Regions from separate parts of the Homo sapiens genome. Here region 1 is linked to region 2. Evidence: read pairs that join two places in POLR2A ChIA-PET (ENCODE). Cell type or tissue: GM12878. All regions are shown on one strand. Each heading gives the region's core, and the rest is flanking DNA. Links, peaks and the distances in the headings are about the cores only. Region 1 overlaps PDSS1 (decaprenyl diphosphate synthase subunit 1). Region 2 overlaps ABI1 (abl interactor 1).

Region 1 (17,325 bases), core at 5,110-9,109, 74 kb before region 2:
GTCACTCAGGAATCTAGTCTGGCATCTTTTTTTTTTTTGAGACGGAGTCTTGCTCTGTCGCCCAGGCTGGAGTGCAGTGGTGTGATCTCGGCTCACTGGAAGCTCTGCCTCCTGGGTTCACACCATTCTCCTGCCTCAGCCTCCCAAGTAGCTGGGACTACAGGCGCCTGCCACTGTGCCCCGCTAATTTTTTGTATTTTTAGTAGAGACAGGGTTTCACCGTGTTAGCCAGGATGTGGTCTCAAGGTATGAGCCACCATGCCCGGCTAATTTTTTTTTTTTTTTTGTATTTTTAGTAGAGATGGGGTTTCACCATGTTGGCCAGGCTGGTCTCAAACTCCTGAACTCATGTGATCCACCCACCTTGGCCTCCCAAAGTGCTGGGATTACAGGCGTGAGCCACTGTGCCCAGCCCATAAAGCTCTTTTTTGATCTGGGTTCTTTAATAAAATGAGCTTGGGTTTTGCTGAGCTCTGTTGCAAGTTAGGTTCTCCAGGAGGCAGACTCTGAGATGAAGTTTAAAGGACAGGATGTTTATTCGGGATTATCCCCTGGGATTACTGACACCTGAGGGAGGGGGAGAGGATACAGGACTGGGTAGCAGGAGAAGCTGAGCTGGAATCAACAGCCTGAAACACCCTCTAGGGTGTGCAGGTAGAATGGCCCTTCATCTATCAGTCCCTGGATGTGGGCTGCCTCCCGAAGGGGCACAGCCTAAGGTGAGAGGACTCTTTGTAGCCAAGGCAATCCTTGAAGAGGCTAAGAAATGAAGGCCAACAGGTACCAACCATACCTGATACAGCAGCTGGGGCAGAGTCATGCACTGACGGGGGATCTGGGGGCATGTCTCAGAATCCACCACAACTCTGTTTTCTGGACGTGTCAAGTCTGAGTTATCTGTTGCATGGACTCAGTCTCAAAAAAAAAAAGTTTTTAAAATAAATTAATGAAATGTCTTCACAATTACATCATATAATCTATTGATGGAAATTCCAGTAGACCATGATGTACTAATACATCTCCCTAGTGTTGAACATTTGTATTATATTTCCCCTTCTCAGTAGATATTTAAGGAATGCCTAAGATTTGTCAGCACTGAATTTAATGACGCTGTAAGAATGAGTGTCAGATATTGCTTCTTAGTGGCTCCTCTCCTCTGCCCACAGCTTTCTCTGCCCTGCTGCTGGCCCTGCCTTGTCCAGTACATATTGCCATGCCCAGGTCTGGCTGCCACTTTAGCTGGGCTTTTCAAAGAGCTCTCAGTATATTTGTAGCAAGCAGTGAAATCTCTGGCATTGACCTTTAACCATTGTCAGGACCACTTTCACTTTACCGGAAGGCAGAGCAGCAAAAACGCTCCCTCTGAGCCAAACTTGAAATAACATCTCCTGCAGTCCAGAGCAGAGTTCCGCAGCCTCGGGACTGTTGAAATTTTGGGCCACATTGTTCTTTGTTGGGGGTCACTGGGGGCTGCCATGTGCATTACAGGATGTTTAGCAGCATCGCTGACTCTACCTACTAGATGCCCCCGAGTTGGTAACAATCAAAAATGCCTCCAGATACTGCCAAGTGTCCCATGGTCCCACGCAGCGCAGATTCGCCCCTGGTTGAGAATCACTGGTCTAGAGAATGTGTTTATATTTTTAATTTCTCTCTTAATATGTAATACAGTTCATTGCTCTCAGAAATAAACATGGGAAGGAAATTTTTTTTTTTACTGCTTTAAGTACTATCACCCACTGTCCCCATAATTGGAAGTTTTTCTTTTTCTTTTTCTTTTTTTTTTTTTTTTTTGAGATGGAGTCTCGCTCTGTTGCCCAGGCTGGAGTGCAATGGCACAATCCCAGCTCACTGCAACTTCCACCTCCTGGGTTCAAGCAATTCTCCTGCCTCAGCCTCCCAAGTAGCTGGGATTACAGATGCACGCTACCACGCCCAGCCAATTTTGTGTTTTTAGTAGAGATAGGATTTCGCCATGTTGGCCAGGCTGGTCTCGAACACCTGGCCTCAGGTGATTCACCGGCCTTGGCCTCCCAAAGTGCTGGGATTACAGGTGTGAGCCACCGCGCCCAGCCAATTTGAAGTTTTTTCAGCCTGCCTTATGGAAACTGTATAAATTGTTAGTTGCAGAAAACATAGGAGAATATAACAAAAGCCATTGCTAGTTTAAATAGTAAGTTCACTACTGCCCTCTCCAGGGAATGTCAGAGCTGCAGCCTTATTCTCCCTATAAGTGATTGGAGCAGGGCTTAGGAAAGTCACAGTGCAGAGACAGCGTCCGGCATGGGGACAAGTCACGGTTGTGGCGTGGGTTTGGGTGGTACAGTACCCTAGCAATTCTGCTCTCCAAGCCCCAACTTCCTGACAATACTTGCTTTCTGTGGACTCTTCTGGATCGGGCACTTAAAGGACTAAATATGTAGGTATTATTTCCATGCCACTTAAGAAGAAGGGATGAGGCTTCTGGAGAGCTGGGCCATTTGTGATTTTGCTTTTGCTGAGAAAGGCTTAGGACAGTAGGGGGAAATGGCAGCTAAAGATTCAGGAGCAGCACCATCCATGTTCAGTGCCAAGAGAGCCCCTCCAGCCTCAGTGGCCCCAGATCAGTGAACCTGACATTGAACCTGACAGGCTTGCTTGTTGGTGATGTCATAATGGAGGGATACTGTTTTAAACCTTTGACAATCAAAGTTTAATGGCTCTTAGGAGGCTTATCAGATGCTGTGTTTTTTTGTTTTTTTGTTTTTTTTTTTGCTTCTGAGGTATGTATTAAATTGGGGATTTTTGCTGGGCACAGTGGCTCACGCCTGTAATCCCAGCACTTTGGGAGGCTGAGGCAGGCGGGTCACGAGGTCAGGAGATCAAGACCATCCTGGCTAACACGGTGAAACCCTGTCTCTACTAAAAATACAAAAAATTAGCTGGGCATGGTGGCACGCACCTGTCGTCCCAGCTATTCCGGAGGCTGGGGCAAGAGAATCGCTTGAACCCGGGAGGCAGAGGTTGCAGTGAGCCGAGATCACGCCATTGCATTCCATCCTGGGAACAGAGCAAGACTCCGTCTCAAAAAAACCAAACAAAACAAAAAACATGGGGGATTTTTAAAACAAAACTTTGGAGGGGATTTTAATAAACGATAGAAGGTATATCTTAAGAAACAGAGCACGAGGGAGAAACTACTACTTACTGATTTTTATATTTTCCTTTATTAAGCTTTTCAGTTGTCCATTAAATGTTCCCTACTAGATTACGGGGAGTTCTTAACTTGAGGTTCACGGGAGTTGTGGGATGTCTGTAAACAACTTGACATTGTATGCAAAATTTTGTGTATATTTGGATTTTTTGGGGAAGGATTTCTATGGCTTACAGTTTATTCTCAAAGGGAAGTAGGGCCCTGAAAAGCTCAGGACCCCGTGTTTGTTTTCTCTCTGAATCTTGCTAACCATGGTGTCTGGGTAGAGAAAGTAGGAATCCACACAACAGTAGACTCAGACTTGACATGTCCAGAACACAGAGTTGTGGTGGATCCTGAGACTTGCCCCCAGATCCCCCGTCAGTGCACGACTCTGCCCCAGCTGCTGTACCAGGTATGGTTGGTACCTGTTGGCCTTCATTTCTTAGCCTCTTCAAGGATTGCCTTGGTTACAAAGAGTCCTCTCACCTTAGGCTGTGCCCCTTCGGGAGGCAGCCCACATCCAGGGACTGATAGATGAAGGGCCATTCTACCTGCACACCCTAGAGGGTGTTTCAGGCTGTTGATTCCAGCTCAGCTTCTCCTGCTACCCAGTCCTGTATCCTCTCCCCCTCCCTCAGGTGTCAGTAATCCCAAGGGATAATCCCGAATAAACATCCTGTCCTTTAAACTTCATCTCAGAGTCTGCCTCCTGCAGAACCTAACTTGCAACAGAGCTCAGCAAAACCCAAGCTCATTTTATTAAAGAACCCAGATCAAAAAAGAGCTTTATGGGCTGGGCACAGTGGCTCACGCCTGTAATCCCAGCACTTTGGGAGGCCAAGGTGGGTGGATCACATGAGTTCAGGAGTTTGAGGCTAGCCTGGCCAACATGGTGAAACCCCATCTCTACAAAAAATATAAAAATTAGCCAGTCGTGGTGACACACACCTATAAATCCCAGCTACTCAGGAGGCTGGGGCAGGAGAATCGCTTGAACCCAGGAGGTGGAGGCTGCAGTGAGCAGAGATTGCGCCACTGCACTCCAGCCTAGGGGAGACTCTGTCTCAAAAAAAAAAAAAAAAGAAAAGAAAAAGAGCTTTATGATAGATTTCTATAAAATTGCTTCACTCACTGAATGCAGCACAGTTATAGTGTCTGCATGTTTCTCAGACAAGCCAAACCTACCTAGCCTGCTCAGCTGCCTCATTGAAGACACTGTTATCACTGGCACCTGGATCTTGGCACCATCCATTCCTGTGTGAAACTCTTTTAGTTCTAAGAAGTGAATATCATTGCCAGCAATCAGGATAACAGACTACCCAAATTGTGCTGTACAGAGATCTGTTGATATCAATTTTGCAAATAGCCAATGGCATTGGATTACATTAGTCCAGTTTTCAAAGCTGAACTAGATGTTTAGGGGGTCAAATTATTAGACACAGTTTTCACAGTAGATAACAGGTTGAGAGTCCAGGTGTGATAACAATCCTGTATTCAGAGGAGGTAACTTTTATAGCACTATAAAAAACTAAGGAAATTACCAAAGCCTATCCCTGAAAAGACTGTAACAAAACAGCCATTTAGCACTGACTGGCTCCAGTGATTCCAAAGGTCAGGCCACTAACAACTGTAGAGCCATTCCTGGTTTCTGTGTGTTCTGTGTCACTGAGCCAGCCACTGCTGCTGCTGTTTATGGGATAGGCAAGAAGGTTGCTACCAAAGGAAATGGTTTTGTCTTTCACCTAGGAGATGGTTCTGTGGATATGTCCATAGTCACTGTTAAAACGGATCTTTGAAGTACATTCTACAGTAAGGGACACCCATTAAGCTGGAGATTTTGATGAGCAGATGGTCATCATTTCATGCATGAGTGCAAGGTCAAGCATAAGAACCTCAGTGAGAGCAAGAGGGCTGCAGGGCTTGTGACCGTGGTGTGTGCACCTTGTTCAGCACCCTCCATGCCAGGATGAGGCTGATTCTGTCTGCAAAGGAATCAACTCCTATACTTTTTTTTTTTTTTTTGTCTTGCTCTGTCACCCAGGCTGGAGTGCAGTGGCACAATCTCAGCTCATTTCAACCTCTGCCTCCCAGGTTCAAGCGATTCTTCTGCCTCAGCCTCCCAAGTAGCTGGGATTACAGGCACACACCATCACGCCCAGCTAATGTTTGTATTTTTAGTAGAGACGGGGTTTCATCATGTTGGCCAGGCTAGTCTTAAACTCCTGACCTCAAGTGATCCGCCTGTCTCCCCCTCCCAAAGTGCTGAGATTAAAGGCATGAGCCACCGCGCCTGGGCACTCCTACACTTTCCTTACCCATCCCCAATTTGAAAGAACTGAATGCTGGTTAGTCCATAGTACCCTGGACCCTATAGAGAAAGCTCTGCACAGAGCAACCTGGATAAGTTGTAGATCCAGGTATCATCATAGGGGTCTCTCTCCACATATCCCAAGATTCAGAAGCTCTTGTAATTTCTTCTTCAGTGGCAAGCAAATAAGCAATAGTGTGAACCCTGCATCATTTATGATGCAACTTTGCAGACATCCATTATATCCACAGCTAAATCTGAAAATATTCAGGGGTTGCTGCTTTTAGATACCAATTATTTTCTCTTGACATTAAAATGCTAACAAATCTATGACTGTTAGGATCAAGTTAAAAAAATTCCCACTGAAGAGAGACAGACTTTATTCTGAGCCTTACGTGTTTCTTTAGGTTTAGAAGGTGAATGAGCAGTGGCTGGGGAGGATGGCCTAGAAGTTGGAGCTCACAGGCTTCCTCCCTGCACTCTGCCATTCCTTAGATTGGAGGCGCCCTTGATACAGATCCCTCCCTACACACTGGGGGTTTACTTGCAATTTAAGACTTCACATTTTATATTAGTATGAACAGGGAAAATATATTTTGTAAAACCACATGTAAACCTCGTAAAGGATTCACTGGTAGGGTCATTATATTATTCTATCTATTTTTAGGTATGTTTGAAACTCTTCATTATTAAAAAAATTTTTTTGGCCGGGTGCGGTGGCTCACGTAATCTCAGCACTCTGGGAGGCCAAGGCAGGTGGATCATGTGAGGTCATGAGTTTGAGACCAGCCTTGCCAACATGGCAAAACCCCATCTCTACTAAAAATACAAAAATTATCTGGGCGTGGTGGCACACGCCTGTAGTCTCAGCTACCTGGGAGGCTCAGGCAGAAGAATCACTAAAACAAGGAGGCGAAGGTTGCAGTGAGTCAAGATTGCGCCCCTGCACTCTAGCCTGGGTGAAAGAGCAAGACTCCATCTCAAAAAAAAAAAAGATAATTTTTTAAATCTAATGAAGGAGGAAAGAAAAGTCCTGACAGGCATGCTGAATCATAGCATACTCTTGCAGGTGTGAAGTACAGAGGACGTAGCCAACTCTCAAGACCAAGGGCTTCATTTTCCATGCTACCTTGCCTGTCACCTCTCCCAGATCCTGGGAAAATGTGATCCACTATTTCACAGTAGGAAATAGAAATGGTGCCCAGTTTTTTGAAGGCTTGATTCAGTTTGGCATTTTGGAGATGTCATCTTAAGGACAGTGTGAGGTTTTTCTGTAATCTGTGCATTTTGGTCATCTGTCCCACCCTCATGTTATGGATAAGCAGTGGCAGCATTTCCCAGATGTAAGCTGACACACACTAAAGCTGAACTGGATAAAAAATACATCAGGTAAAACTATGGAACATCTGAAATATGATGTATATTCTACGTAGAAGCTGTGTTACAGTACCAAATAACATTTCAGTTTCATCCTGATTTCATCAGTCAACAATTTAGCCATGCAAAATGACATTTTTTATTCTATTTATTTATTTATTCGGAGACAGAGTCTCGCTCTACCCCCCAGGCTGGAGTACAGTGGTGCAAGTCTCAGCTCACTGCAACCTCCACCTCCCAGGTTCAAGTGATTCTCCTGCCTCAGCCTCCCAAGTAGCTGGGATTACAGGCACCCACTACCATGCCTGGCTAGTTTTTGTATTTTTAGTGGAGACGTGGTTTCGTCATGTTGGCCAGGCTGGTCTCGAACTCCTGACCTCAGGTGATCCTCCCGCCTCGGCGTCCCAAAGCGCTGGGATTATGGGCATGAGCCACTGCGCCAGGCGCAAAATGACATTTTTAGATGGATATATAGTCTATGAAATTTCAAAATATTTTAAGAAATCTTTGTTGTAATAATAGCTTCAGATTACCAAAACAACTCTAGTATCTTGGTGAGTGCTGCCAATTTCATTGCAACTTCTCAGCAGGAGCCCCGTCTGCTGATGTAATTTATCATAATGGAAGTGGTGCCCAACTTCTGAATGCATGAGAAAGGCTAGACCTTACCTGTTGTTTTAAGGTAAGGTCTACTGCTAACTAGTAGGAGGTGTCTAATTTATTAGACTGAAATTCACTTGCAAAAATATTCTAAAAGCCTTATATTAAAAAAAAACTGTAAAAGTTTATATCTTTTCCTGTGCATTCAACTCAAAGAAGATAGGGCCTAGTAAATTTACCTGAAAAATATTTAAGTATTCTAATATAAAAACTGAATCTCACTGAGGGATTCAGGTGGCTTAAAACTCACCTGAACCCTGAACCTCTATTTTCTCATTTACTGAAGTTTATTGGGGTTTTTGGTTTTTTTGTGTTTTTTTGAAATGAAGTCTCTGTCACCCAGGCTGGAGTGCAGTGGCATAATCTCGGCTCACTGCAACCTCCACTTCCCGGCTCAAGTGATTCTCCTGCATCAGCCTCTCAAGTAGCTGGGATTACAGATGCACACCACCATGCCCGACTAATCTTTGTATTTTAAGTAGAGTTGGAGTTTCACCCTGTTGTCCAGGCTGGTCTCGAACTCCTGACCTCAAGTGATCCGCCCGCCTCAGCCTTCCAGAGTGCTGGGATTACAGGCAGGAACCTGTAACTGTGCCTAGACTACAGAAGTGGTTTTTATATGCTAATTTGTCCCTACCCTCCACTGCTTTTGTTTTAATACTCCCCCCTTAGAAGAATTTGTTGTGATCTAGACATATTAAGAAGTTGTAACTGAAATATTAATAAAGAATGAGGCCAGGCGTGGTGGCTCACACCTGTAATCCCAGCACTTTGGGAAGCTGAGGTGGGTGGATCACCTGAAGTCAGGAATTCAAGACCAGCCTGGTCAACATGGTGAAACCCCATCTCTACTAAAAATACAAACATTAGCTGGATGTGGTGGTGTGCACATGTAATCCAAGCTACTTGGGAGGCTAAGGCAGGAGAATGGCTTGAACCCGGGAGGCAGAGGTTGTAGTGAGCCGAGATCACACCATTGCACTCCAGCCTGGGCAATAAGAGTGAAATTCCATCTCAAAAAAAAAAAAAAAAAAGGAATGAGTAGCACTGTAGACATGATTTCCAGGCTGAGAGCAGTTGAAAGGGTCTAGGGTTTAGTTCTAAGGCTGCTGGTAAGAGGAGCCAGCGTGACATCATATTTTAAAATTATATGTAAAGCAAGATCAAAAGCTTTCCTCATGCTGATTTAGTGTCGATAGTTAAATTACAGCACCTTTTATGTAGTTATACTTCATTTTTCATTGCTTTCTGCCGGGTCTGAGGAATTGGAATGAGCATTACCTTGTGCAGATGTTCAGATTCGATTTTTAAAGAAAAAGTCATATTTCAGAATCCCTCTCCCTTTTTTCCCCTCTAAGATACAACCTGATGGTATTTGAAAATAAGCATTTGGAATAAGTGCAACATTTGGTTAGTGTGTGTTTAAATGAGGATATGTTTTAGGTTCCAAATGGTTATTTCGCCAGTTTGATTTTCTTGAAATTTAGTTTTTAAAAATTGCCATAGATGATGGTGGTAATAATGATTAAAATGAAATGGGGGACATTCCCTCTGAACTGTAAAATTTATATCTGTGTCCTGTCTTCTTGAGCCTACTTATCCTATAGTTTGTGTTAAACTTGGGAAATAAAAGTTTAAATTTCTAATGAGAAGGTTAAATGTGAGTTGGAAGAAAGTTTTACAAACATCTTCTGTTGGTTACTGAGGTTGTCATACTAAACGTTTAATTTAAGACATTACTACGCGGGGTGCGGTGGCTTACGCCTGTAATCCACACTTTGGGAGGCCAAGGCAGGCGGATCACTTGAGGTCAGGAGTTCGAGACCAACCTAGCCAACATGGTGAAACCCCATCTCTACTAAAAATATAAAATTTAGCTGGGTGTGGTGGTGTATGCCTGTAGTCCCAGCTACTCATGGAGGCTGAAGTGGGAGAATCACTTGAACCTGGGAGGCGAAGGTTGTGAGCCAATATTGCACCACTGCACTCCAGCCTGGGTGACAGAGCGAGACCCTGTCTCAAAAACAAAAAAGACAGTATTAAAAGCCTTGAACATTGAGACAGTTGAGTCTTTAAAATACTTTTAAAAAATGCTTCTCACCTATCTTCCCTATCCACCCCAAAATTTAATTGTAAACTTATAAACTTAAACACCTGACCAAGAACACTGTTATAAAGATGATTCTTCAGCCCAATAAGATCAGCCAGACTTCTGATCGTTTACTGTTTTTTTGGCTAATGGTACAATTTCTACTTCTTCAATGGGGAATTCATAAAATGTAGTTGTGGCAGGGTTTCTCATACATTTGTAAATGTATAGAAATGGCTGTGTGGTGAAGCCAGAGTTTTTATACCGTTTCTCTTAGAGAAATAACATTCTTTATCCTAGATCCGATGTCCAGTTTTCACAAGCTGATTGCTGAGAAGGTTCTAGGCGGCGTCTGTTAAAAAGCATTGCTTTCTGTTAATTAGACATGTGCAAGCCAGCCAGCGCGCCATAGCCTTAATTGCAGAAATGATCCACACTGCTAGTCTGGTTCACGATGACGTTATTGACGATGCAAGTTCTCGAAGAGGAAAACACACAGTTAATAAGATCTGGGGTGAAAAGAAGGTATGGTTTTTTGGTTTTTTTAAAATCTCTCTTACTGAATCACACACTTTTCGGACCGCATTTGTTTCTCAGATTTGTCTCATTAAAAATATGCTTGCTCAAATGTAATGTGGTCTTCTGAATTTCAAAAAAGTATTCATGTCTTGTCCAAATACAGATATTTGATAAATAAATAATAAAAAATACCATGGAAAAATAAACTTAGTATTTCTAATAGAATTCCTTTGGTTATAAGGAAAGGGATTTTCATGGGTGTCCAAAAAATGTATTTCATGAGGAATCATACGTTTTACTTTTGGGCTTAGATTACCCAGATTCAGTTTAATTTTTTAAACATTTGTATAATTGAGTGCTGCATATAAATGCCAAAGCAAACAAATAAAACTAATAAAAGAAAAAAGAAACCTCAGAGAGATACTGTTCTGCCATGAAAATTCTGTCTTTTGAAATAGAAGTTCTGTAATTGGGTTTGGTTCATATATGTATATATTAAAGCATATTTCTATATTATTAGCATTGGGAATATGGGAAACAGGGACTTGGTTTGAGGATGCATAGATCCTGGGTTGAAGGATGAGAATAAAGTTGAACAGATGAGAATGAAAATGCACAGGCATCCATCGCCATCACCACACACGTGCTCTACAAACAAAAAGTTTGTGCAGGCCAGGCGCAGTGGCTCATGCCTGTAATCCCAGCACTTTGGGAGGCTGAGGTGGGTGGATCACCTGAGGTCAGGAGTTCGAGACCAGCCTGGCCAACAAGGCAAAACCCTGTCACCACTAAAAAAACACAAAAATTAGCCAGCGTACACCTGTAATCTCAGCTACTCAGGAGGCTTAGGCAGGAGAATCGCTTGAACCTGGGAGAGGGAGGTTGCAGTGAGCCAATATCACACTACTGCACTCCAGCCTGGGCAACAGAGTGAGACTCCATTTCAAAAAAAAAAAAAAAAGTTTGTGCAAACAACTACCCCACCCTCACCTCCTTTTCTCTCATAGATTTATAGTATTCCTGGTTCATTCCTATTTAATTCTCCTTATTAAAAGAAGAGATATATGTATACACACACACACACACACACACACACATACATATATATATGTTTATTGTTATCTTCACATGCTGGTTTTATTTGAACATAAATGACTGTTTTGAAATCGAGTCTTGCAATTTCATTTATATGCCTTTTATTTCAAATTTTAGATTAAAAGGTTTTACGTCCTGTTGACTAAATTCTGTACATCAGAATGTTGGCCAAAAAGCAGATGGCGTTTAGATTTGGAGAGGATGTGGGTAACTCTATGACCCATCCCTGCCGTCAGCTGTATCTGTTTTCAGGCATAGCCAGTCCTAAAGCCTTATGTGGAGCCTTGGGCGGGGGAAGAGGATCAAGAGAACAAATGATGGTCTCCGCCTTGGCTAGCCCCTGTGTGTCTGCCTCTGCCACTGGGGACCTCTTTCTGAGGGCAGGTCAAGGACACATGTGCCGCCTTCACCTGCCTCTTTCAGTTCTGACAGCCATCTGCTTAGCACAGGGCTACTTGCCAGTTCCTACCTGTTTCTGCCTCTGACCCACAACTGCTATGTTACCGGTACAAAACCCCCCACACACAGTGCCCCCTCGGTGAGCCCTTGTTAGGCCTGGCCTGGGCTTCCTAGCACTTCTTTCCTTTAACTCCCACCCCTGGCCGTCACAGTCCTGTGGCTTCCATGTCATATGCTGGACCTTTGGTCTCTAGGATCTCCCCGGCCAGGTGAAGAAGGAACTAAAGGCCAAAGGATCCCGAGCCTTGAGCTGCTAATGATGTAGGGGCTGGGTCGGGGAATGTAAGTGGGTACCTATATATCATAATTTGTAAAATGACTTTATAGGCATATACTTACATCAGGATGTCTTACATAATATGTATATTATATAAAGTGGTGATTAATTGGTAAACACAATGAACATCACTGTTTAGATACTGAAGAACCTAAGACAATAAGTACCTAAATAGTTATGTTAAAAATTCTGTGAACTCTAGCCTTTATGACTAATTACTACAGAATGTAACACTTACGGCTGGGTGTGGTGGCTCACGCCTGTAATCCTAGCACTTTGGGAGGCCGAGGCAGTTGGATCACTTGGGGCCAGGAGTTCGAGACCAGCCTGGCCAACATGGTGAAACCCCATCTCTAGTAAAAATACAAAAATACCTGGGCGTGGTGGTGTACGCTTGTAGTCCCAGCTACTCATGAGGCTGAGGTGGGGGGATTGCTTGAACCCAGGAGGAAGAGTCTGCAGTGAGCCGAGGTCATGCCACTGTACTCAAGCCTGGGCAACAGAGCAAGACTCTTTCTCAAAAAAAAAAAAAAGAATGTAATATATATCTTTAAATATGCAAATTAATGTGATATATAGGGTGTATTTGGTTATAGCATATAATTCAACTATTTATGCAGTAGTTTATAACTAGTTGCTAATACAGTGTAGACATCCATCACAGTCTAAAGAAGACTGGAAATATGTTGATTGCTTAGTGTTCAATGGAAAAACTTTTTTTTTTTTTTGTCTAGGAATGAGGGGCAGTGTCACATAGTACAAAAAGCATTTCACTTGGAGCCAAAATTCTTTGGTTTAATTTTTATTGAAAATAACATGTATCGTGCCATGCTCTGGGGTGTGCTCAGTACTAGCTGAGATGATTCCTAGTCTGAGCTCCCACTCCACTCCACCCTCCCCACTGCCCTGGGAGCATAGAGACTAGAGCATCACTGACTGGTACGCAAGGTGTGATGGTCGCAGCATGCATGGGTGTTGTACACGCACAAAAGGGAGGCATCTGACCAGACTGAGGGATCGGGGGGAACTTCTTAGAGGTGGCATCTGAACCAATTATGCAAATAAGTCCACTCAGTGAAGAAGGGGGCAGAACTTTTTGAGCAGAAGGAACAGTAAGTGGAAAGGCACAAAGGAAGAATGAACATCCAGTGTAGTGAAACTGAAGGCAGCTGCATTTTGGTGGGGCTGGTGAGTGAAGCTGCTCTCCCTCTCCAGGCATTGATTTCTTCAGGTGTCAACTGGGGAGATGGACATGGTCATCTCTGAGAGCCAATACAGTTCAAGTACTGTCCCAAATCTGTAACCGATTATTAGAAACTGGGAAGAGTGACATGGTCATCTCTGAGAGCCAGTCCAGTTCAAACACTGTCCCAAATCTGTAACTGATTATTACGAACTGGGAAGTGACATGGTCATCTCTGAGAGCCAGTCCAGTTCAAACACTGTTCCAAATCTGTAACTGATTGTTACGGACTCCTGTTGAGGAAGAAGAAGGTAAAAAACCCTGCATCCAAGATGAGCCCCCACTTCCACGAAGCTCCCTTCCAGTCAGTTTCATCATTGGCTCTACTGCTCTGATGGATTTTTCAGAACGTTCTGTTTTCCCCCTGTCTTTTTCTAGGCTGTTCTTGCTGGAGATTTAATTCTTTCTGCAGCATCTATAGCTCTGGCACGAATTGGAAATACAACTGTTATATCTATTTTAACCCAAGTTATTGAAGATTTGGTGCGTGGTACGTTGATTCTGATTTTTCTTCTTTGTTATTCAACCCTGGTGTTTAGCCAGGCAATAAAGCCACCTCTCAAATGACTCCTTTCCTTCTTTATAGGTGAATTTCTTCAGCTCGGGTCAAAAGAAAATGAGAATGAAAGATTTGCACACTACCTTGAGAAGACATTCAAGAAGACCGCCAGCCTGATAGCCAACAGTTGTAAAGCAGTATGTACGTTCTGTCTTTCTTCAAGTTAAAGCCTCATAGCTCTTTTTTGGGAGCTAATTTTCCTAGAAAATATTTCGGTGAAGAATCTTAAAATAGTACCCAAAAATCCCAAGAGGTTAATGAGGAAAAGAATGACATCCCCAAACAATAGAGGACTTCTGCTGTGTTTTCATTTTTGCCATCTTCTTTTGGTATGCAGGCGTTGACTTTTCATCTTTTCTTCCCAAGAATTCAATCAAAATAAGCTTTCCCGCACCTTCCCCAATCTGATTGCCAAACTGTATCATTTTGAACAATTTATCATAATTTCTCTAATGATTGATATCACACACACTCTTTCTGACACTTCACCTTTTAGAAATGAAGTGCTCTGTTCTTTAATATAATATTTACTCAGGAAAAGATATCTGTTAGATTGTACTAGCATTCTATGAACTTTTTTTTGTTTTTTTGTTTTTTGTGTTTTTTTGAGACAGAGTCTTTTGCTGTGTGGCCCAGGCTACAAAGCAGTGGTGTGATCTTGGCTCACTACAACCTCCACCTCCCAGGTTCAGGCAATTCTCCTGCCTCAGCTTCCCTAGTAGCTGGGACCACAGGTGTGCGCCATCACACCCAGCTAATTTTTGTATTTTTCATAGGGATGGGGGTTTGCCATGTTGGCCGGGCTGGTCTCAAACTCCTGCCCTCAAGTGATCCACCCACCTTGGCCCTGCAAAGTACTGGGATTACAGGCATGAGCCATTGCACCTGGCCAATACATTGCACCTGGCCAATCCTTCTAATATTTTTACATGAAATATAAACAAGTCCTATTTCTTCAGAGTACAAATTGAGTATAAGCCATAACTGTTTTTCCCCTTGCTTTCTCCCTCCCTCCGCTGTGCATACACATGTATACATTTTTTTTTTAATGAGTAATACCTTTAATCCGTAGACAAATGTGTGGTATTCATCGTTAGTCCAAGAATGAAAAGCAGTCTCTCCATAGAATTGTTTATCTGCCCATCTCTAAGCCTGACAGATACACAGAGACAAAACCTGGACAAATGACATTCCCATGTAATTACAGCCACAAAATAAGGAAGACCTGTAAGGGTCGCATGTCAATTGCTGTCATGATAGACTCCTAACATAATTAACAGGTAAAGAGAGCTTTTGCTCAGACCTCTCAGATGAAAAAGTCTCTTGCTGTTAGTGTCTCTGTTTTGAAAAGTGTCAAGAAATGTATAATTGCAAGGCAGAAAAGAATGAGGACAATCTTTTCTTCCTAAAAAGACCTAATAGAAACTTTAAGGAATGTGAATTATGTAGAACATGCTAGCCACAGTCTCGACCACTTTTGTCTTTTTATTAAAAGGGCTATTATGTTTTTATTTCCAAGAAATTATGTGGGTTTTTTTTTTAAAGTGAGATGGAAGAAAGTATAGACACGAGATGCTAAATAAGAGAATAGCCTATTTTAAGTGGGTGCTCTAACACTTTTACAGTAATCCTTTACATATTATCATGCCCTTGATGGCCCAACTCTCCCTGAAGGTCAGGATCCATCCTCTTAACACATTAGGGTGCCTTAATATTACTTACTAATATTTATCCTTAAGAGGATGTGTTAAGTGAGGCTCATTGATAATTTCACAATTTGAGACTGCAAACTTAGAAGCATTAGCATGGTCAGGCAAGGTGGCTCACACCTGTAATCCCAGCATTTAGGGAGACTGAGGCGGAAGGTTTGCTTGTGACCAGAAGTTCAAGACCAACCTAGGCAACATAGCAAGATCCCCATCTCTACTTAAAAATAATGTTTAAAAAATAAAGTCTTAGAAGCATTAGTAGTAGTGAGACTATTGGAATTGGAAACACCAAGACTTACTGTCTGCACCATGCAGACATCCTGCAGGCACGGGGTGGGGCGGCACCAAATTGGAGCTAGCACAGAAATTCACTCAGTGATGGAAGCTTACAAAGGGTCCAAAGAAATGGACCTGAGTCATGATAGAGAGGTTTCCTTGTGGTCACTGTTTTCTGTTTAAGAAGCCAAAGATAATGCACAGGAATTCTTTTATAAAGATATGCACCTCATTCTTCAAAGATTAGCAGCTGAACGAACAGTGAACATGTTAACGTGGCTGGACCCTTATTAAAAATGAAATGTTTCATGCTGCCCACTAGGGGGCATGCTGGCATCGTCCCAGCACTACCTCCTTTTCATGTGGTTTATTCCTAAACTCCACAGCTCTTAGAATAATAAAGCAAAATGATAGTGTGAGCTATTTGAATAAAAGTTTCTATATTTAAGTGCCTATGGGTGGAAATATTCCAGAGGTGTTATGGATTCAAAATGGCTATTTTTACGTACTCTTGGTATTTAAAATGCAAAGCCATGCGAGCTCCAAATAAATGCATGCAAAGCAAATTAGACACACCAAAAAGAGGGGAGGAGGAGAACTGAAAGAGCAGAATTATTACAGAAGAAGAACTAATGGGATTGCAAAATGTATTGAGAATTGGAGGGAAACTTACAAGCTGCATTCTACTAAGGATACCATTTCTTCATCTCCCTTCCTTTTTTTAGTGAAAATAATATTAAAATCTAAGAGAGGGCTGTCTAGGGGGATTGTTTTGTGATTGACTGATATTAAAATAGAATCCATTTTAGGCCGGGCACGGTGGCTCACACCTGTAATCCTAACACTTTAGGAGGCCGAGGCGAGTGGATCACTTTAGTCCAGGATTTCAAGACCAGCCTGGCCAACATGGCAAAACCCCGTCTGTACTAAAAATACAAAAATTAGCCGGGCGTGGTGGTGCACGCCTGTAATGCCAGCTACTTGGGAAGCTGAGGCAGGAGAACCGCTTGAACCCGGGAGGTGGAGGTTGCAGTGAGCCAAGATCACTCCACTGCATTCCAGCCTGGGCAATAGAGCGAGAGTCTCTCAAAAAAAAAACAAACAAACCAGAATTCATGTTATTATCAAAAGATGACTTATTTATTTACATACTTACTCACTTGCAAAATACATTTTGTACTCATGCAAAATACATTTTGTAGTTTACTAATAAAGACAGTGGCTTGTTTCCCAGGAAATCTGGTGGAAATGAGACCTGAGAGGTCAGAGGGCCTGTCCAGTTGTTGTTAAGCCAGACAGTAGCTGAGTTGAGACTTGAACCCAGAGCTGGGTATGGTAATCCTGCCTTGTTTCTCTCTCTCTCTCTCTCTTTTTTTTTTTTTTTCTGAATTTCTATTTTCTCCAGGGCTGCTTGTGGCCTGGAATTAATGGGCTCTCTTCCTATTACTTGATTTTCAAAGCCTCAGAGTACCACTACAGAATTGCATATTGTGGGTCACATTAGCAGAACACTCTTTTTTTTTTTTTTTAATTCATTTTTTTGAGATGGAGTCTCGCTCTGTTGCCCAGGCTGGAGCGC
Region 2 (13,589 bases), core at 3,486-7,485:
GTGAAGTTCAGGTAGGCTTACAAGGCTTACTACCTATTATCAAAGTTTGGGTTCCCTAAACTGGTGGTCCCTCTCCTGTAACAGAGTGCAGTGCATTACAGGAGAGGCATCACCACATGCCATCACTCGGCCCCTTTCACCTTCCTCTGTGGAGCAGTGGGCTTGGCAAACTGGCACAAATGCTAACACTCTGCCTCCAGTTATTCTCATCAGTAATAAAGTCCTATGTCTCTGGTCCAGAAGTCTTCTGTCTTCTACCAGCATCTAGGAAAGATTTTAGCTTGCATGGAGGGCAAAATCTGACTCTTCACAATTCTTGAAAAAACTGTTTTTATAGTGAAACAATTCACATATTCTGACCACCCCCATCCCCAAGTAATTCTGAGGATTATCTGATACAATCATTGATTCATTGATGTTACAAAACGTAAAGAGCCCCATTTTTGTAGAATGCCTCTCTACACTTTTTTTTTTTTTGACAGGGTCTTGCTCTGTCGCCTAGGCTGGAGTTCAGTGGTGCGATCTCGGCTCACTGCGCCCTCTGCCTCCCAGGTTCAAGCGATTCTCATGTCTCATGACTCCCGAGTAGCTGGGACTACAGGCATGTGCCCCCACACCCGGCTTATTTTTGTATGTTTTGTAGAGACGGGGCTTCACCATGTTGGCCAGGCTGGTCTCAAACTCCTGACTTGACTTCAAGTGATTTGCCCGCCTCGGCCTCCTAAAGTGCTGGGATTACAGGCATGAGCCACCATGCCCCGCCTCTCTACACATCTTTTAAACTCCTCCCTTTTCTAATAGGTCCAGCACTAGTACAAATTTTAGCTCAGTTCTGCTCAGCACAGAATTAAGTTGAGGAATCCCTAACTCCATAGAAGGGAAAATATTGAGATTTCAATGGGAGTTGGAAAAGATGGACCAGTATTTACCTAGGTTTGTTTCTAACTCTCCCGAACACTCATTCTCTGTCTCCTTTCTAAGGTCACGTTACAGACAGTGTCTCCCAGTTCATTTTCCTCTTTATGACCCCTCGGCAAACTCATCCACATTCAGGCTTAAATTACCATATATACACACAAACTTTTCTTTATCTATTCAAGAACCCTCCTCTAAGCTATAGGTTCGTGTATAAAACTGACATTCTCTCAGATATTTCAATGGTACCTTAAAGTGAACGTGTTCAAAATCAAACACACAGGCTCCTCAATCCTATTTCAATGCTCCTACTTCAATTCTCTATTGGTTTATGTAAGTCAGACATCTAGCATTTACTTCATGTTTAATTTTACTAAATCCTGTCACATCTACCTTTAAATACCAGAAATCTGTTTCTAACACTTTAATCCTACTCAATCTACTATCATCTCTCACCTTGGCTATTGCAACAGTCTTCTAATTGGTCCACTTGTACCCAGTCTGGCCTTTTTCCAGTCTGCTCTCTATGGTGTAACCATGGAGATCTTTACAAAAGAAGTAAACTTGAGAAAACAAAATGAAAAATGTGTACATCTCACCTGTTTAAACCCTATTAAAAGAGCATCCCACATGGTCCCCAGTCCTCAAGGGAAAAATTAATTCAAAATGTCTTGTTCTTTCCCTATTTTTCTCAAACATCATGGAATCCACAACTCTCCTCCTTAAAATCATCCTTTTTTCACCCTTCCTACTTCACTCACACACTGCAGAATTATTCAGGACACGATTTCAAATTACTTGAAAAATTCTACTCTGGTCTACTCCCTCTCCATTCTCTCAATTCTGAATCATAGAAGTCCAAAACACAACATGTCCAGCAAAGCACAACCCTCCATATGGCAGGGTGAGCAAAAAAAAGGGAACAGGTTTGGAACATTTGTATAACAACAGCATGCATATGTTCACCAAGCGAGAGTTAGCTTTTTCAGCGAGACTAATTCTTTCTCATACTTGAATTTCCTTACTTTCATACATTTTTCTTCAACTTTACATAGCAAAAGCAGCAGTCTGACATTAAAAAACAATAAGCTTTTAGTCTTAATATATGAGAGTCAAAATCAGAGTAACCCCAGTTGAGAAGAACTAGATGGCCCAGGAGAGTACCCTATAGCAATCCTTAGACCCACTGGTTAAAAAAAAAAAAAAAGCGTGCAATCTTGAAATTAGAAAATTATGTTTGAATACTAACTCTTTTGCTTATTGGATATAACATTTTATGCAAGTTTTAATTAACTAAAATTTCATTTTGCTTATGATAAGGTTTGGCTCTGTGTCCCCACCCAAATCTCATCTTGAATTGTACTCCCATAATTCTCACGTGTTGTGGGAGGGACATAGTGGGAGATAATTTTAATCACGGGGTCGGTTTCCCTCATACTGTTCTCGTGGTAGTGAATAAGTCTCACGAGATCTGATGGTTTAATCAGGGGTTTCCACTTTTGCATCCTTCTCATTTTCTCTTGCTGCCGTCGTGTAAGAAGGGCATTTTGCCTCCCGGCATGATTCTTAGGCCTCCCCAGCCATGTGGAACTATAAGCCCAACTGAACCTCTTTTTCTTCCCAGTTTCAGGTATGTCTTTATCAGCAATGTGAAAACGGACTAACACAGCTTATATAAAATGGGAATAGCATATTAGAAACTCTAACATTGCTTGATACAAAAAAGTACTAAAAAATAATAAATCTGAATCTTATTTATCAAACTACCCAATCTACAACTCTGCAATTAAGATAAAGCATTTCTAAAATATTAATATGAAAACATGAATGTAACACATTATGTATTTGAAATATGATGAATGTGATTTAGGTTCAAATCTCCAGTTTTGCCACTGGCAATACAATTTTTAAGAACTCCTCAAAGCCAGTCTAATAAACATTAAGATACCAGCAGTTTGAGGCCGGGTGCAGTGGCTCACGCCTGTAATCCCAGCACTTTGGGACGCCGAGGTGGGCGGATCACGAGGTCAGGAGATCGAGACTATCCTGGCTAACACAGTGAAACCCCGTCTCTACTAAAAATACAAAAAATTAGCTGGGCGTGGTTGGCGGACGCCTGTAGTCCCAGCTACTCGGGAGGCTGAGGCAGGAGAATGGCATGAACCTGGGAGGCAGAGCTTGCAGTGAGCCAAGATCACGCCACTGCACTCCAGCCTGGGCAACAGAGCGAGACTCCGTCTCAAAAAAAAAAAAAAAAAAAAAAAAGATACCAGCAGTTTGAAAACTCAACTGATTCCAACGTAAACAAATGCTAAAATTCATTTGAGAAAAAAAAAAAAGTGGATCCTCATTTTCTTGGCAGGAACTTGTAGTCCCACTCCCTGTTATGTACAGAGGCAAAGGGAAGAGCTCTGGCCCCCTTGGCATGTCTTTGGAGCCATGCAGCTTCCCGTCTGCCAGTTCTATCCTCAAGCACCAGGACACCAGGGAAAAGGAAAAAGAAAAAAGAAAGTGGATCTTAGAGGTAGGGGTATCAAAAGTACTAACTAGAGAAAAGATAAAAACCCAAAGACAAGTTGTCAATAAATGAAGACCATGCTTGATGCATCAGCACCTGAAGGAGAAGAGACAAAATCAAAATAGAATATACATGGAACAAATTTGGAAGTAACCAAAAAAATGAACATGTACAGGGGGAATCACCTTTTAAAGCATGAATACATACACACATTTGAATTACATATGTTTTATATAATTCAAAGCTCACAAAATTCAAGACGTATAACAAATGATGGTGTTTCCGTTTCCTGACTAAACATCAAATGACAATAAAAGAAACTGTTTAATCCCCTTTTCAGTTTTGAAATTACGCAGTGGTTCACAAAATTTTTAATGTGAAGGAAATCTTCACATTTTAAAAGGGATTTTCTGTATTTTATTAATATTTTATGTTTTTTTTAACTTTTAAGTTCAGGGGTACATATGTAAGATGTGTTAGTTTGTTGCATAAGTAAACATGTGTCATGGGTGTTTGTTGTACAGATTATTTCATCCCCCAGGTATTAAGCCTAGTATCCATTAGGTTTTTCCTGGTCCTCTCCCTCTTCCCACCTTTCACCCTCCAGTAGGCCCCAGTGTGCACTGTTCCCCTCTATGTGTCCATATGTTCTCATCATTTAGCTCCTACATATAAGTGAGAACATGCAGTATTTGGTTTTCTGTTCCTGCATTACTTTGCTAAGGATAATGGCCTCCAGCTCCATCCATGTCCCTGCAAAAGACATGATCTCATTCTTTTTTGATGGCTGCATAGTATTCCATGGTGTATACGTACCACACATTTTCTTTATCCAGTCTATCACTGATGGGACATTTAGATTGATTCCGTCTTTGCTATTGTGAATAGTGCTACAGTGAACATACATGTGCATGTGTCTTTATAACAGAATAATTTATATTCCTTTGGGTATACACCCAGTAATGGGATTGCTGGGTCAAATGGTATTTCTGTCTCTAGGTCTTTGAGGATTCACCACACTGTCTTCCACAATGGTTGAACTAATTTACATTCCCACCAGCAGTGTAAAAGCATTCCTTTTTCTCCACAACCTCGCCAGCATCTGTTATTTTTTTGAATTTTTAATAATAGCCATTCTGACTGGTATGAGATGGTAGCTCATTGTGGTTTTTATTTGCATTTCTTTAATGGTCAGTGATGTTGAATTTTTTTTCAAATGATTGTTGGCCGCACATGTATGTCTTCTGAGAAGTGTCTGTTCTCTGTTCAAGTCCTTTGCCCACTTTTTAATGGGGTTGTTTTTTTTTCTTTTAAGTTCCTTATAGAAGCTGGATATTAGACCTTTGTCAGAAAAATGTGGAACACTTCATGAATTTGCATGTCATCCTTGCACAGGGGCCATGCTAATCCTCTCTGTATTGTTCCAATTTTAGTGTACGTGCTGCAGAAGTGACCACTTATGTTGTATTTTTATCACATAAAATGAAACTGTACTGCAATGGGCTGGTAAAAATGACATAGTTCTAGTTAGTCCAATAAAAGCAAACAAGGCCTCTGAATTTGGGTAATGCAAGAGGCATAATACAGAGCTAATACTGGCTGTGCTCAGTGACTCACACCTATAATCCCAGCCCTTTGGGAGGCCAAGGAGGATGGATCATTTGAGTCCAGGAATTCGAGACTAGCCTAGGCAACATGGTGAAACCCCATCTCTACAAAAAATGCAAAAAAATTTGCTGGGCATGGTGGCACACACTTGCAGTCCCAGCTACTCAGGAGTCTGAGGTGGGAGGATCACCTGAGCCCAAGAGGTCAAGGCTGCAGTGAGCCACAATCACACCACTGCACTACAGCCCAGGTAAGAGTAAGATTCCGTCTCAAAAAAAAAAAAAAAAAAAAAAACAGAGCGAATATAATACAAGTGGAAAACTCTTTTGGCAGACTCATTATGACAAGCAAAAATCATATCAAGAGTTGTGAGAGAGACTAAAGGCAATATGGAACATAACATAATCAAGAGAAATATTCAAAGTAAAAATTACTAGAACACCCTGAATAAAACCCTAAAAGCTCTCTCCCCTATCCAATTATATTTTACTTCAAGTTATAAATAAGAAATAAGGAAACAGTGAGATAGGAGTTTGAAAGAAAAACCTGGAAAAAAACTTAAATGGTCTTCAAAGCCAGATACAACACACCCCCATCTACTCACAACCACACATACACCCGATTGTCCCCCTTCTATCCCATGTTACCTTGATGCCAAGTCTTTCCAAACTGATCTACAGCTTCAATGCATTCCAATAAAAATGCCAACAGAGATTTTAAAGGTTCTAAATTTATATGGGAGGGCAAAGGGGAAAGAATGGCTAAGACATGGTCTAAAAGAAAAACTAGAAGGGAGGAGGGTAACTTGCCTATTGAGATACGAAGCCATAGTAAAGAAGATAGTAGGGTTCTTACAGGGTTAAATAAATGGACCAATACAACAGAAGAGAGAATTCAGAAAAAAAATCATGCTTATAAGGAAACTTGGTATCTTACAGTGATAGCACAGTAAGAAGAATGTTTTATTTGAGTAGAGCAACTATTTTGCCATATAGAAAAAAACACTGAAAATGGATCCCTACCTCAAACCATAGGAAAAAACTAATTCCAGATCCTTTACATTTAAATGCAAATAAATGGCATATTTATACTTGAAATATTATACACTATATAATGAGAATGAACAAACTACTAATGAATGAACTATGTATATGTAATACGGATAAATCTTAGAAATTATAATGCTGAATAAAAAAAGCAAGCCATGCTAGACTACATACAGGATGAATCCATTGTTATAAGCCCAAACACAAGCAAAATTAAACAATAATTGTTTAGTGATACACATACATGCGATTTAAAAAAATGTTTAGTGCAAGGGAATGATAAACATCCCTTTTGTGGTTGGTGAGAAGTATACAGAGAAAAGAAACAGAATTGGTCATTTTCTAGTTTTTAGTTTTAACGATGGATTCAGAGATGTCTGATTTATTATATATGCATAACATATATTACATTTATTCTTTTGAATAAGTGTAATTTTTGTCTTTAATTACACACAAATAGCATACAGAAAAGAATGATTAATATTCCTGAAGCAACATCAAAAGACTCCATGAAAGAAACCTCATTTTTGCCAGCCATAACTGGCAGGTGAAAGAGAAAAAAGGAGAGTGGGGAAAAAGGTCAAAATCCAAGCACAGGGGACAGCATAAGCCAGGGAAAAGAGGCATGAAAACACAACACCTTCTCCGAGATGAGAGAAAAGCTAAAATAGTATGAATAAAAGTAAGTTGAACTCTACTCTAATTAAGAGTTGAAGAAAAGATTATGGAAATTAGGAGACCAAATTTGAAAACTTCTTTTTAAATGGTCAAGCAAGGCTTTTATAAAAATAAGTAGATTGGGAATTGAATAAATAAAATTAATTGTGTGGTAAACAAATGTTCTAAAGGAAACATTAAAATATTCTAAAAGCAATTATATTTAGAGAGGAAAACATTTTCTAAAATGTAGAAATAAAATGACAAACTCCATAAGCAGACAAGATTTTAAAATTATCTTTTAAGATATGATTATTTTAAACTGCTGTATAGAAATAGGTTTTCATTTTGTTCTTTTTCCTCTCCCTTGTCACTCTGGAGGAAATAAAAATAACACATATGCTTCTTTTAAAGATCTTCCAGAAAAATCCTTCTTAATCATCAAAAGACAGAAAGCCAGGCAGGAAAGAAGTATGACATAGCAACACTACTTAACGTTCCATGGATTTTCTACAATATCATCTCAGAAGGCCTACTATCATCCTCACAACTGCCACTGCTACTACAGGAAGGGCATTATAGGTTTTAAGCAAAGAACCTTGTACATAAGTAAAAACACAATAAATGTTTGCTAAAAAATAACTACAGAATGAAAATCAAAATATTTTTGCCCTGAATAGAGAAAGGAGAGGGGTATAAAAAGGGCAGAAGAAGAGAGTCCTGAGACAAGCTGCACAGAGGAAGCCTTCAGCCAAGAAAGAGACAATCTTTGTCTGTTATTGCTTATTTGGACCAGACTCTGGAAATGGCCTTATGCCCAAAATTCTGTGTTACAGATCTTTGTTCAATAAGCTTGAAACAAGGTCCCAATCAACTTCGAAGTTAACTTGATTCAGAATGACCCATATACACACCATAAAATAGATCTATTTAGAAAAGATGAGCTGCAAAATCAGACTCTGGTGGAAAAACAAAAACCACTTGGATCAGAATTATTCTGAAATATTTTGGCCTGGGAAAAACTGAATCTGTCACTAACATTCTGGCCCACGTCTAATTTTTTAGTACTTCCCATGACATTTTTCTGTCTCCTCCTCGCCTGCTTAATTATATAAGACAAACTACTAAATACTCTATGTGGTAATTACATACCCACCTCAAAAAGGAAACTTTTTTGCCTAATTTAGTGATAATCATTTTTTATCCAAACTAGAATCTAAGCTAAATATGAGCTTTTAATAGAACATTAGATCACAGTTGATCTTCTAAGCACCAGGTCATGAATTTGAACTTAATTCTTCAACCTACTACTTCTTACCTAACAACTAACATTTGTTTTAATATTTCATGAGTGTCTCTCCCTTCTTAAAAAGATGATATATTTAAAATTCTCCAGCCTGGGCAACATAGTGAGACCCTGTGTCTACAAAAAATAAATTGTTTTTAATTAGCCAGGCAAGGGCCGGGTGCAGTGGTTCACGCCTATAATCCCACCACTTTGGGAGGCCAAGGTGGGTGGATCACTTGAGGTCAGGAGTTCAAGACCAGCCTGGCCAACATGGTGAAACGCCATCTCTACCAAAAAATATAAAAATTAGCCGGGCATGACATGTGCGCCTGTAGTCCCAGCTACTCGAGAGGCTAAGGCAGGAGAATCCCTTGAACCCAGGATGCAGAGGTTGCATTGAGCCAAGATCGTGCCACTGTACTCCAGCCTGAGCAACCCTGTCTCCAAAATAAATAAAAATAAAAATAATAAAAATAAATACATTAGCCAGGCATGGTGGCTCACGCCTGTAGTTCCAGCTACACAGGAGGCAGGAGAATTGCTTAAGGAGGTTGAAGCTGCAGTAAACAGTGATCATGCCACTACATTCCAAACTGGGTGACAAAACAAGACCATGTCTCAATAAATAAAAAATAAGTAAAATAAAATTCTCTACATATGTCAGGAAGTACAGTCTAATGACTAAGAGTTGAGTTCAGGAACCAAACTGTGTGGATTTAATAGGTGGTTGTACCATTTACTAACTGTGTGCACATGGGTAAGTTACTTAACCATCCTATGCCCTCAGTTTCCTTACCATACATACGAGATGTAAAAACAAGCAAAAAAACAGTTATCAACTTCACACAGTTACTGTAAGGATTAAATGAAGCAATATATAGAATGGATTTTCAACAGTGTCTGGCATGTAGAAAAATCAATATATGTTAGCTTTTTATTATTATTATTGTTTCCCAGTTCTTATTCAAGTTTTTAACTGAGTTTACCTGATGATATGAAACTAGAAAAAGCTTATAGCCAATAATAAATACAACTCATCTTAGCAATCTTAGACATTAGAAGTTGTTACTTAGGGCCAGGAGTGGTGGCTCATGCCTGTAATCCCAGCACTTTGGGAGGCTGAGTTGGGCGGATTGCTTGAGGCCAGGAGTTTGAGACCAGCCTGGCCAACATGGCGAAATCCTGCCTCCACTAAAAATACAAAACTTAGCCAGGCATGGTGGCGCACGCCTGTAATCCCAGCTACTCGGGAGGCTGAGGTACAAGAATTGCTTGAACCAAGGAGGCGGAGATTGCAGTGAGCCAAGATCGCACCACTGCACTCCAGCCTGGGCGACAGAGCGAGACTGTCTCAAAAAAAAAAAAAAACCAAAAACACCATACCAAGTTACATAACTGTGAAATTTCAAAGCACCACAGTAGAGATTAAATATGCCAAAAGTTTCCAGAGAGAAAAAGATAAGAATATACAAAGGATCTGCAATCAGTGACACATAAGACATCTCAATGACAATATTGGAAGGGAGAAGAAATGAACTATTTCCTTTAAAATATGTTGACTTCTAAAATAAAAAAATTTATTTAACACAGTACTAGAAGTACTAGCAAGAGCCATCAAACAAGAAAAAGAAATAAACAGGCATTTAAATCAGAAAGGAAGTAGTAAAATTATCTCTATTTGCAAATGACATGTTCCTAAATACAGAAAACCCCAAAGATCCCACAGAAAAGATAAAAACACTGCTAGAACTAATGAATTCAGTAAAGTTAAAGAATACAAAATCAACATACAAAAATCAGTAACATTTCTACACACAATAACCCAGATGAAAAGGAAATTAAGAAAACAATTCCATTTATGATAGCATCCAAAAAAAAATACTTAGGAGTAAATTTAACCGAGAAGGTTAAAGATTTGTACACTGAAAACTATAATACACTGATGAAAGAAACTGAAGACACAAATAAATGGACAGATATCCCATGTTCATAGATAGGAATAATTAATATTGTTAAAACAGCCATACTACCCAAAGCAATATACAGATTTAACCCAATCCCTATCAAAATTCTAATGGCATCCTCCACTGAAATAGAAAAAACAATCCTAAAATCCATACAGAGCCACAAAAATCCTAAATAACCAAGGCAATACGGAGAAACTCCAGCCTGGTGACAGAGTGAGACCCAGTCTCAAAAAATAAAATAAAAGAGCTCAAAAGCTTCGTAGGTCTAAGCTGCAATGAGCCATGATTGTGTCACTGCACTCCAGCCTGGGTGACGGAGTGAGACCCAGTCTCAAAAAATAAAATAAAAGAGCTCAAATACACAGAAATAGAGAATGAAACAGTGGTTACCATGGTTATTTTGGGGGGAAAGGAGAGGGAGCTGTGGGTCAAAAGATACAAAATAGCAGATATTCAGAATAAGTTTAGAGATCCATGTACAACACGAGGACTACAGTTAATAAAACTGTATTGTACAGTCATGTGTCACATAACATTTTGGTCAACAATGGACCACATATATATCACACCACATAATAACAATAGTTCCATAAGATTATAATACTGTATTTTTATTGTACCTTTTCTATGTTTAGACATGCTTGGATACACAAATACCACTGTGTTCCAATTGCCTACAGGACTGAGGACAGTAACATGCTGTACAGGTTTGTAGCCTAGGAGCAACAGGCTGTACCATAGGGCCTAGGTATACAGTAGGCTGTACTATCTAGGTTTGCGTAAGTACACTCTATGATGTTCACACAACAAAATGGCCTAGGAATACATTTCTCAGAACATTTCCTTGTCATTAAGCAAGCATGACTGTATTAAGGATTTTCATTAAATAAGTAGATTTTAGGTGCTCATCACTTAACAAAAGTAACTATGTGAAATGACAGATGTGTTTATCTGCTTCACTATAGTAACTAATTTACTGTCTATATGTATTCCATAACACAGCAGTCCCCTTTTTGGCACCAGGGACCGGTTTTGTGGAAGACAATTTTCCACGCACTGGGGAGACAGGCGAATGGTTTTGGGATTAAACTGTTCTACCTCAGATCATCAGGCATTAGATTCTCATAAGGAGCATGCAACTTAGGTCCCTTGGACATAAGGTTCACAATAGGGTTTGCGCTCCTGTGAGAATCTAATGCCACAGCTAATCTGACAGGAGGCAGTAATGTTCGCTGGCCCTCTGCTCACCTCCTGCTATGCAGCCCGGTTCCTGACAAGCCACGGACTAGTACAGGCCAGTAGCTCAGGGGTTGGGGACCCCTGCCATAACGTCATGTTGTAAACCTCAAATATACACAGTAAAATTTATTTTTTAAGTCTAAAGGAAAGTAATTTTTAGTCTAAAACTAAGGACAGTATAGCATAGTGATAACAAGTAGATTCTAAAACCAGACTGCCTGGTTCAAATGATGCCATTTAATAGATGTATTATCCTGAACAAGTTGCCTAAGCTCTTTGTGTATCAATTTCTTCATCTGTAAAATGAGGTTGTTATAAGAATGAATTAATTCATAGGTGTTCATTTATGTAAAAAGCCTGGTATACAATATGCACTCTATAAGTGCTCTAGAAAGCACGACTAGGGATAGGAAGGGATTGCACTGAATTCCGCTTGTCATTGTAATCCCTTAGGTAGTATGTGACTGGTTTTTAATCACATTCACATATTATCACAGGGAGGAAGGGAGGGAGTTGTAAAATGAAGTCCAAAGATAACAGCTTGGTACAGAAGAGTATCTATATGCCTTTAGCTCAAATGAGATAAGCAGAAACACAGAAAATGTAAAAATGAGGGAGAATCTCAGCAGACAGTCAAGAAGGAAGGCAAGGCATGGTAGGAAAAACCTGATCTGGCTGAATAGTGGGGTCAGAGCTGTAAACCAAGACATGCTGTTCAGATTAAAGAAAAAAAGCATGGCTTGTCGATATCAGAGTAGAACGGAATGTTCATATGAAGAAACTGAGTTTTAATCACAATTAACTGACTTTTCAAAGATGAGATTCACTGAGGGGTTTTGATTGACATTAAAAGCATTTTAAATTAAAGGATAATAGGAAAACAAAGTAACAGACTTTATGTCTTGTTAAAGTCATTATTACCTTACTAATATAAGCAATGCCAACTAGAGCAATATGGCACATTAGATAACCTGAAATCTCTCCCACTAGAAACTACCTAAAAATGCTTGATTTAAAGATGCTATGAAAGCATCTTTTTAAAATTCACAGTCCAAAACTAAAGAGAGTAAAGAAAATCCAGGGAGACTAGGAAAAAGAGAGGACAAAAATTCAGAGCAGAAAACATGAACAAGGCTGCAGCTACTCTGTAGTAGCTTTTTGGCCTCTAGCAAAGGAGCTTGTACTTTTATGCCACATGGGGACAAAATTAAAATACCCTTTGGGCTTGCTGAAGGTGGGAAGTTAGAACTGATATAGCAAAAGGGACTTTGCAGATGTGATTAAGAATCTTGAGACGGGGTGCTATCCAGTATTGGGGGGGGTGAATCAAATGAAATCACGAGGGTCCTTACAAGCCAAAGAGGGAGGCCAGAGGGTCAGTACTGATCAGTGATGCCATACGAAAAAGACTCAACTGGCCATTGGTGACTTAAAGATGGATGAAGGGGTCATGCGCCAAAAGTGCAGGTGGCCTCTAGAAGCTGAAAAAAGGCAAGGGAACAGATGCTCCCCTAGTGCTTCTAGAAGGAACACAGCCCTATCCACATATTAATTTTAGCTCAGTGAAACCCATTTCAAACTTCTGACCTCCAGAACTGTAAGATAATAAAGATATGTTATAAGCCACTAAATTTGCGGTGATTTGTTACAGCAACTATAGGAAACTAAGGCGCACACACTGAGGTGGGGTTGGGGAATGTTCTAGAAAGTATACACATTTCCATGAAGTTTTCAGGTTCAAAAAGTATAAATAGTCCTGGACTGACGGCATCCTAGAACACTTAGCAGAACAGGGAATATACCTTCAGCTTAGCTTATCAATGGTATATCCCTTAAGTGGCACAGAGATCTCAACACATGAGATCTTAAAATAAGCTTACAACACAAATTTACAAAACACATAAGGAAAAAAATTCACCACAAGCAGGAGTCAGCATGTACACATGTAACAAATCTCCGAAGGAAGTTAATCCAAAAGAAAGAAAGGAGAAAAAAGAGACAGAACAGATGACATAAGTAGAAAACACAAAATGATGTTGTTTCATTTGAATTCAAATATATCATTAACTACATTAAATGTAAATTCAATAGTACTCCTATTAAAATAAGTATCACTGTATTTTTGTGAATCCAGTTATATGATTTCTTAGAAGAGGCAATTTTTTTAGCTTTTTTCCAGTTCCATCTCCCAAAGCTCTGTCATCCAGACAAATCTTTAAAAACAGAAAAAAACTGCAAGAATAAAAAAGATATATTCTGCATATTAATATATAGTATATTAATATAATATCGAGAACTATAATCAGAAAAGATTCTTAGAGGCAGAGTGTCCTGTATTCCATAATTATGCT

What was found. Peaks named below come from ENCODE experiments on the same cell type or tissue, not always from the same donor. Only the 100,000 strongest peaks of a DNase experiment are listed, where the experiment ranks them.
Region 1: POLR2A ChIA-PET joins it to region 2 with 9 read pairs; 3 of 35 experiments call an interaction of 5 or more read pairs at or near these places.

The regions. Positions count from the first base shown.
Region 1 is chr10:26,710,226-26,727,550 of GRCh38, forward strand. It overlaps PDSS1 (decaprenyl diphosphate synthase subunit 1), which reads left to right. Exons shown (of 12, transcript NM_014317.5): 6 at 9,993-10,134; 7 at 13,581-13,692; 8 at 13,789-13,898. It also overlaps the pseudogene HSPA8P3. Among named protein-coding and RNA genes, the nearest start is that of PDSS1, 21 kb to the left of the region's middle. In GM12878, for the core only: no CTCF peak of the experiment used is centred there; no DNase peak of the experiment used is centred there.
Region 2 is chr10:26,785,757-26,799,345 of GRCh38, forward strand. The region is part of intron 2 of ABI1 (abl interactor 1); the gene reads right to left. It overlaps LOC124900293 (small nucleolar RNA SNORA57), which reads left to right and starts at 3,261; the gene lies at 3,261-3,401. It also overlaps the pseudogene RNU6-946P. RefSeq lists a silencer at 4,843-4,932. In GM12878, for the core only: no CTCF peak of the experiment used is centred there; no DNase peak of the experiment used is centred there; H3K27ac peaks cover 282 bases.